2 separate regions of the Homo sapiens genome follow, and region 1 is linked to region 2. The links are chromatin contacts, found by Hi-C or POLR2A ChIA-PET in ENCODE. All regions are on one chromosome and are shown on one strand. The core of a region is the stretch at or near the end of the contact, and the rest is flanking DNA. Distances in the headings are between cores, read along the strand shown. Region 1 overlaps HABP4 (hyaluronan binding protein 4). Region 2 holds the start of HSD17B3-AS1 (HSD17B3 antisense RNA 1).

Region 1 (3,759 bases), core at 978-3,477, 240 kb before region 2:
ACTTTGCTAGGTATTCTAGTGCTTCTGCCTCTTCAGGTGTCCAGAACAAAGTAAACTGATGAACCCAAGATCTGGCTTGTGTTGCTTTAAGAACAATTCCTAGCTAAAATCTTCAATCCTCCAAGATTAACAAGGACCAAGATGTGTGCTTCACTGAGACCAGGCTTGATGACTCAGCTAACCCACTTGCTTCAAATATTCTGGGAGACCTCTGGAGCCCGGGAGGACAAATCTGGTGTGGATTAAGAAAGAGCAGCTTCTATTTTTACCTAACATGTCAGCTGCATATTTCAATCCTGACAGCACATTTGTTTTAGAGAAATTTTTATTTACAATGCCTAGAACAAAAAAGAACAAAGGAAGTGGACAGGTTAAGAACCAACCCAGCTTGCTAATGGAGTTAGAAAACACCTCCCAGAGATTGCCAGGGAAATAAAGCTCCGGCCGCCTATGTCTACAAAAAGCCATTTCTTGTGGAACAGCTCAAAACTCAGTAAGGCCTCCTACAGCTTGGACTGACCAAAACAAGAGGATGGGAGAGAATCCTGTATCTTTTTTTTTGTTTTGTTTGGAGACGAAGTCTCACTTTGTTGCCCAGGCTGGAGTGCAATGGCGTGATCTCGGCTTGCTGCAACCTCTGCTTCCCGGGTTCAAGCGATTCTCCTGCCTCAGCCTCCCGAGTAGCTGGGACTACAGGCACCCGCCAACCGCCCGGCTAGTTTTTGTATTTTTAGTAGAGACAGGGTTTCACTATGTTGGCTAGGCTGGTCTCGAACTCCTGACCTCAGGTGATCCACCTGCCTTGGCCTCCCAAGAACCCTGTATCTTAAATGACACCTAATCAAAGTACTCACTCAGAAAATGAAACTAACCAAAGTGTAAATGACAACTCTACAATAGCATAACATTCCTGAGATTCCACATGAAAATCAATAACTAATACCCCACAGAGAGGAAGAACCTGCTACCTGCTCACTCCCACCTCGAAATAGTGACTGGTATCAAGCTGTAGATGGAATGATACAGATTCTAAATCCCATAATGGGAATGCTTCAGTGGACCTAGCCTTAAGTTCAGTAACAAGTCGGGGACTTGATGACCCCATGGCATCCCTATCAACATATGCTGCTAGATGTTTCCCCGAAACCTCTCCCTGCAAAACTGAAGCTTCTGAGAAGAGCTGGACGTAAGCCGTGAGCAATAAGGCCTCACAACACGGAGGAGCTCCCTGAGCAACCCCTGCAGCACGCTGGCCGCTGTGGCAGTGCCTGACCGAGCAGCCAAGCGTTCGGGGACTCATCTCCCGCCACGTCTGCAGTTAGGCAGGGGGCGCAAAGCTGCTGAACCAACATGGGAAAGGCGTCAGAAGTGCATGGAACCTCAACCACAGTTTAAAAAGTCATCAACTACTCGGCCAGGTGCAGTGGCTCACGCCTGTAATCCCAGCACTTTAGAAGGCTGAGGCTGGTGGATCACCTGAGGTCGGGAGTTCAAGACCAGCCTGACCAACATGGAAAAGCCCCGTCTCTACTAAAAATACAAAATTAGCCGGGGTGGTGGCGCATGCCTGTAATCCCAGCTACTTGGGAGGCTGAGGCACGAGAATCGCTTGAACCCGGGAGGCGGAGGTTGCGGTGAGCCAAGATCGCGCCACTGCACTCCAGCCTGGGCAACAAGAGCGAAACTCCATCTCAAAAAAAAAAAAAAGTCATCAACTACTCAGTGAAATGCTCTTATCAAGAAACAGAGTTGAAAGTAACCTACTCAGGGGACACAGAGTGTAGTTCTCCTTTGATTAACTCTGAATTGTACAAGACACAATCTGTAACTCTCCCTTGAGAAAAATGAAATACAGTTAATACACAGTATGTGTACAGTACCCGCATAGTCCCAGGGTGAGCAGAAGATGCACTGTCACTCTAACTGCTCTGTGCATCTGTCAATACCTCAAGTTTCAATTCCTTTTCTTAATGAACAATACAGTAAAATTAGGCATGCATCATCTCTGATTAGAAACAAAGACTGCCAACTACTAATGTTCCATTTTCAAGACAGAAGTGGAAAGGTACATTTCACTTCCAGTAAGGTAAAAGTAAAGATTACCTCTACATACGAAATGCAATGCTTACATCATCTCTGTATTTTGACTTGTGAATCACCACGGCTTTGGAAGGAACAGTGGATTCTGGTTTCCGGATGTTAAACTCAGGCTTTGGTCTGGTCTGTTCTTGAAGATTTTTCCACTCATCTAAAGTCATCTCTTGAACTTGGGTTTCTTCTTCTACCTCCAACTCAGGAACTCTATAAAGAGATATATAATCATAAAGAATACTTTTTGATGGTACTAAAATGTCTACTTTATAAAGAAAAAGTTATAACCATTAATTCAACATATTTTTGTGGTACTGCATTTCAAATGCAAATAAGGTAAGGAAATCTTTGACTCACAAGCTTCCATATTTCATTTTCAACATTTTATGTCATCACTGCCAACAGAAGATACTTCCTATCTGTGTTCAAATCAATCTTTGAAAAATGGGAACATCACCATCCTGATGACATTAACATCACACTTCACCACTGGCACTCCCTTCCAGACAGCATGACAGACAAAATGAGGTAATTATGGACAATGGGTTGAAATAAAATACAGGAAACCATAAACAAGTTTTAAAGCAGTGGCTCATGAATGCATACTTTTGCAAATATCCTCTTTAATGAGTTTTAAAAAGAAAACAAAAGACAGAAATATAGATTGAGAGCAAAGAATTCAGAGTCCAGAAATAAACCCTCACATTTACGGTCAACTGATTTTTTTTTTCCAACCGTGGTGCCAAAGACAATTCAATGGAGAATGAAAAGTATTTTCAACAAACGGTGCTTGGGCAACTGGATATCCACACACACCAAAAGAAAGAATGAAGTTAGACCTACCTCACACCATAAATACAAGAGCTAAAATATAAAACTCTTAGCAGAAAACCTAGGCAGAAACTTTCTTAACCCTGGACTGGGCAATGGTTTCTTCCACATGACACCAAAAAAACAAGCAACAAAAGTACATACATTGAACATCATCAGATACTTTTATACTACAAAGGACACCATCAAGAAAGTAAAAAGACAGTCCACAAAATGGGATAAAATATTTACAAATAATATATCTCACAAGGGACTTGTATCTAGAATACATAAAGAATTCTTTATGAACAGCCAAGCGTGGTGGCTCATGCCGATAGTCCTAGCTACTCAGGGGGCTGAGGTGGGAGGATCGCTTGAGGCCAGGCATCTGAGGCTGCAGTGAGCTATGATCACACGTGTGAATGGCCACTGTGTTCCACCTTGGGCAACAGAATGAGACACTGTCTCTTTAAAAAAAAAAAAAAGAATGCTTTATGAATTCTAGATACAAGTCCTCTTTAGTTGAGACAAATGACCACCCTCCCCCCAAAAAAGGCAAGGATCTGAGTGAACATTTTTCCAGAGAAGATATACAAATAGGCAGTAAGATGTTGCACATCATTAGCTATTAGAGAAAGACAAGTCAAAACCACAGAGCTGCACCAGTCCACACCCAGTGGGATGGTTAGAACCAAAACGACATTTGACAAGCGTTGGGGAGGATGTGGAGAAACTGGAACCCACATACACTGCCAGTGGGAATGTGAAATGGTGTAGCCTCTTTGGAAAGCAGTCTGGCGGTTCCTCAAAAATCTAAGCTGAGTTAGCCTCTGACCCGGAAATTTCACTCCTGGGTTT
Region 2 (3,322 bases), core at 17-2,516:
TAGTGAGTTCATTCGGGAGGCTTCGAGGCAATGTGGGTGCTGGCTGACAAGGCTCATATAATATCCCTATGAAGTCATTCACGGAAAGCGGTCTGACACTATCTCGCCCCTCATCCTCCCTCTTCTTCCCCAAAATCCAGTGTTGCAGAGGCAGCCCAGTGGTTCTAGAGAGCCCCACCCCCTCCACTGCCCTGGCCCCCTGGCCCCCCAGCAGCGAAGACATTCCCTGGAGGCTCTGAGACAGGCTGGGGCCTGGCCTGGGAGTGGGCACCTCTGAGGAGCTGCTGCAGGGCCCCTGGACAGCATGGAGAAATGGGCAGCCTGTGTCTTCCGGTCCCCAGGTGCCTTGATGTCTCCACCCCTCTCCTTTCACTTGGGTCCCTTGTCTCAAACCTGCTGCAGTCAGGATCTGCTCCAGGCCTGCCAGGCCTGATTGCGGTCAATTCTACTTCAGAGAACATTTCAGTCCATGGGGTTGCCTCTTCCTTCATTTGTAAAATGTGTACCTTGTAATTTTGAAACAAAAAGTTCTTTTAGGCTCCTGAAATGGCAGAGAAGACCTTTTCAGGGGTCTCTAGGCTGGGAGGGGGAAGGGGCCTCTCAAGGCTCTTGTAATTCCAATACACAGGAGTGGCCATGCACTGTGTCCACGGAGCTATTTCATAGCCTAGCTGCAGGCTGCGTAAGCGGTTGCTGTTGAATCAAAGAGGTGTCCTTCTCTCTACAGAGTCTTGTTAGGTTTCCCCATAGTTCCCCAATTCCAACTCATGGCCAGTCCACTTTTGCCTGTCCCACAGAATGAAGAGTATCATGGGAACCTCAGTGTTGGTCCCACAGCTGTAAGCCAATTCCCCCAATTTTTCACTGCCCTCATTTTCCAGGAAGACATTAGCTTTAGGGGGAAGAAATCAGAGGCCCCAGAGCAGCCTGTCATTTGTCTAGGTTGGCTCCTGTGGGTTCCAGGCAGACTCTAATGTGGCCAGAGTGACCTCCAATGAGTGCCAGCAATTTTCAAGGCCGTCTGAGAAGATGAGGCTCTTTCCCAGCTTCCTCCCGCGCTCCCTTCCCTGTTTCCATCCCGCCCCCTTGCACTGCTACTTAGTTCCTTGTCGGGCTTACCTTTGGCCTTCTCTTGTAGATGACACAGCTAATTCTGAAACATATGGAATCAAGGTAAGGCCTTCTTCAAAAAAGTGTGGAGCAACATGGCCTCCCTGCCCTGGCGGTCAGCTAACTCAGGGACTGGGGACACAGAGTCCATCTGGCTGTGCTTTAACAAACGATAACAGCTATGATGAAAGCACACGGTGATTATGGGAAAAAAAACATAACGTTCTGGGCCAGGCCAGCTCTGCAGACAGACAAGCTCATGTGAAGGTCAAACGTAACACACATTGGAGGGAGGAAGAGAACGGCAGTTTCAGCACACACTGGATTAAAGAAAAATTAACTAATGTTGAGTGTAAAAGAAAACTTCAGAAGTTGGCCCGAGATCAAGACCATCTCTTTGTTAGGAATTTCAGCTTTTGTCAGAGAGAATACTCCAATTTATTGTGAAAATCACTGCCCTGTCAGCTCCTCCACTTATTCCATATTTATGTCACCCTATTCCAATGCCCATTTGGGAGTTGGTTTTTCTCAGGTGTGTTCATTAAAAGCAAATGCTTGATAGCTTATCTTCCCTAGAGGAAGAAGGGGCTTGGCCTTGGATTCTAATTTGCAGTTTCTTGTCCCCTGCCCCTCCATTGTATCCGTCTAATTGGGAAGGATTAAGAATATTAAATTTCAAAAGGACAAGTAAGGCTCCTGGAGACTTGCATAGGGTATCTGTGTGAGCAGGTCCTGTACTGTGAAATTCTATCCAAGACAATATTCCACCATGTGACATCTGTCCAGCTGTGGGTCCTGAGTCCAAAGGGACCGGCAGCTCATGTGGTCACATTTAAGGGAGAAGGATTCTCTCCCCTTAAATCCTGAGCTGAGCTGGTTATCAGTATTTTGGTGGAGAGACCTCAGTTGTAGCACAGCCTGTTTCCAAGAGCAAGCCCCTCACATTATATGATGTCACATGACTGCCAGGTGGCATCACTGTGCGGCGGAAATCCAGACATCTCTGTGTGGCGCCCTCCAGGGGAAGGTAGGGGAAGTTCACTTACCATTCCTAGAAGCAGAGCCCCTAGCACTTGCGGAAGCCTAGAAAGGGTCGAGTCCGGCAGTGTTCACACGGGACCCTTTGTTTTCTTTGTACTCAAGGTCAGGTAGGGCAACAAAGCCATGGGAACTTTGCTTCTTTGCCTTTCAGGCAGAAAGGTCTCATCCTGAACATTTCTTCTGGGATAGCCCTGTTTCCTTGGCCTCTCTACTCCATGTACTCAGCTTCCAAGGTGAGTGATGTCATGACTTCCAAGTCTCTTCCTTCTTCCTCTTATTTCTCCCAGTTGGCAATTTCCTTTGATCATCTGGCAAGTTGATGGAAAGGTTTACCTGGAGATGCTCTCTTATGTGCAGGGCTGAGCTACTCACTGGGAAGTCCAAGAGAAAATTAGAATAAAGCACCTGCTCTGGGCACACGAAGCCCTGCGGTGCACAACTTGGCCAGCCTCCGGGGATGCCTGCCCCACTCACCTCCTCTGGGAGCCCTTGCCATCTTCCTGCTGACAAGTGACACTGTAGCTTCCTTCCAGACTGGGAGATCTAGCCTGGTGTCCCCATGCCCTAGTCATAAAAACAGCCTGAGGAGGAGGGGGCGCTGTACAAGGGAGGTTAATCTATGCAGGGGCCCTAGGGATGGATTTATCCCAAAACAGATTTTCCTGCTGAGTGGGAGGTCCTCTTCCCAGACCGGGGGATGAAGTGCTAACTCCCATCAAGGCAAGCTGGTTCATTTTTTCCCTTACCCTCTTTCTGCCCCACTCTCCAGCTTTATTAAGGCGTACTTGACAAATAAAAATTGTGTCTATTTATAGTATGCAAGGTGATATTTTAATATATGTATATGTTGTGAAACGATCAAGTCAAGCGAATTAACATATCCATGACCTCACATACTTACCGGTTTTTTTTTTGTGGTGAGGACCCCTGAGATCTACTTGCTTAGTAATTTTCAGGTATGTTGTCTATGATTGTTAGCTTTTGTCACCATGCTGTATAGTAGATCTCTAGAACATATTCACCCTGTGCAGCTGAAACTCCGTACCCTCCGTACCCAGAGCTCCCCACTCTATTTTAAGGTCTAGCAGGTAGTGTGTCTGCAGTGCCCCTTGAAGTCAGAGGAAGTTGGCTCTGACGAGGGAGCTCACTCTGGGGCCTCAGGTGTCTCTCC

Evidence for each region. A loop is a pair of places that touch in the nucleus more often than their neighbours do. ChIA-PET counts read pairs that join two places held with the same protein, here RNA polymerase II (POLR2A). Pooled maps may share reads with other maps.
Region 1: a loop to region 2 is called in a map with no recorded cell type, with 3 times the contacts of the local background. The contact joins the enhancer-like site here to the promoter of HSD17B3-AS1 in region 2. A Hi-C loop is called at or near these places in 1 of 37 single-sample maps with no recorded cell type and 8 of 50 pooled maps. POLR2A ChIA-PET finds 5 or more read pairs at or near these places in 1 of 52 experiments (activated CD4-positive, alpha-beta T cell).

What each region holds. Positions count from the first base shown.
Region 1 is chr9:96,483,004-96,486,762 of GRCh38, reverse strand. HABP4 (hyaluronan binding protein 4) reads right to left here. Exons shown (of 8, transcript NM_014282.4): 6 at 2,130-2,301. Among named protein-coding and RNA genes, the nearest start is that of HABP4, 35 kb to the right of the region's middle. Within about 2 kb of position 2,227, at least 2 of the 41 ENCODE cell types and tissues checked have a DNase peak (open chromatin) inside an H3K27ac peak, as active enhancers do.
Region 2 is chr9:96,244,407-96,247,728 of GRCh38, reverse strand. It overlaps HSD17B3-AS1 (HSD17B3 antisense RNA 1), which reads right to left and starts at 1,266. Exons shown (of 3, transcript NR_146524.1): 1 at 1,120-1,266; 2 at 394-506. It overlaps HSD17B3 (hydroxysteroid 17-beta dehydrogenase 3), which reads left to right. Exons shown (of 11, transcript NM_000197.2): 7 at 1,139-1,173; 8 at 2,303-2,384. SLC35D2-HSD17B3 (SLC35D2-HSD17B3 readthrough) reads left to right here. Exons shown (of 26, transcript NR_182427.1): 22 at 1,139-1,173; 23 at 2,303-2,384.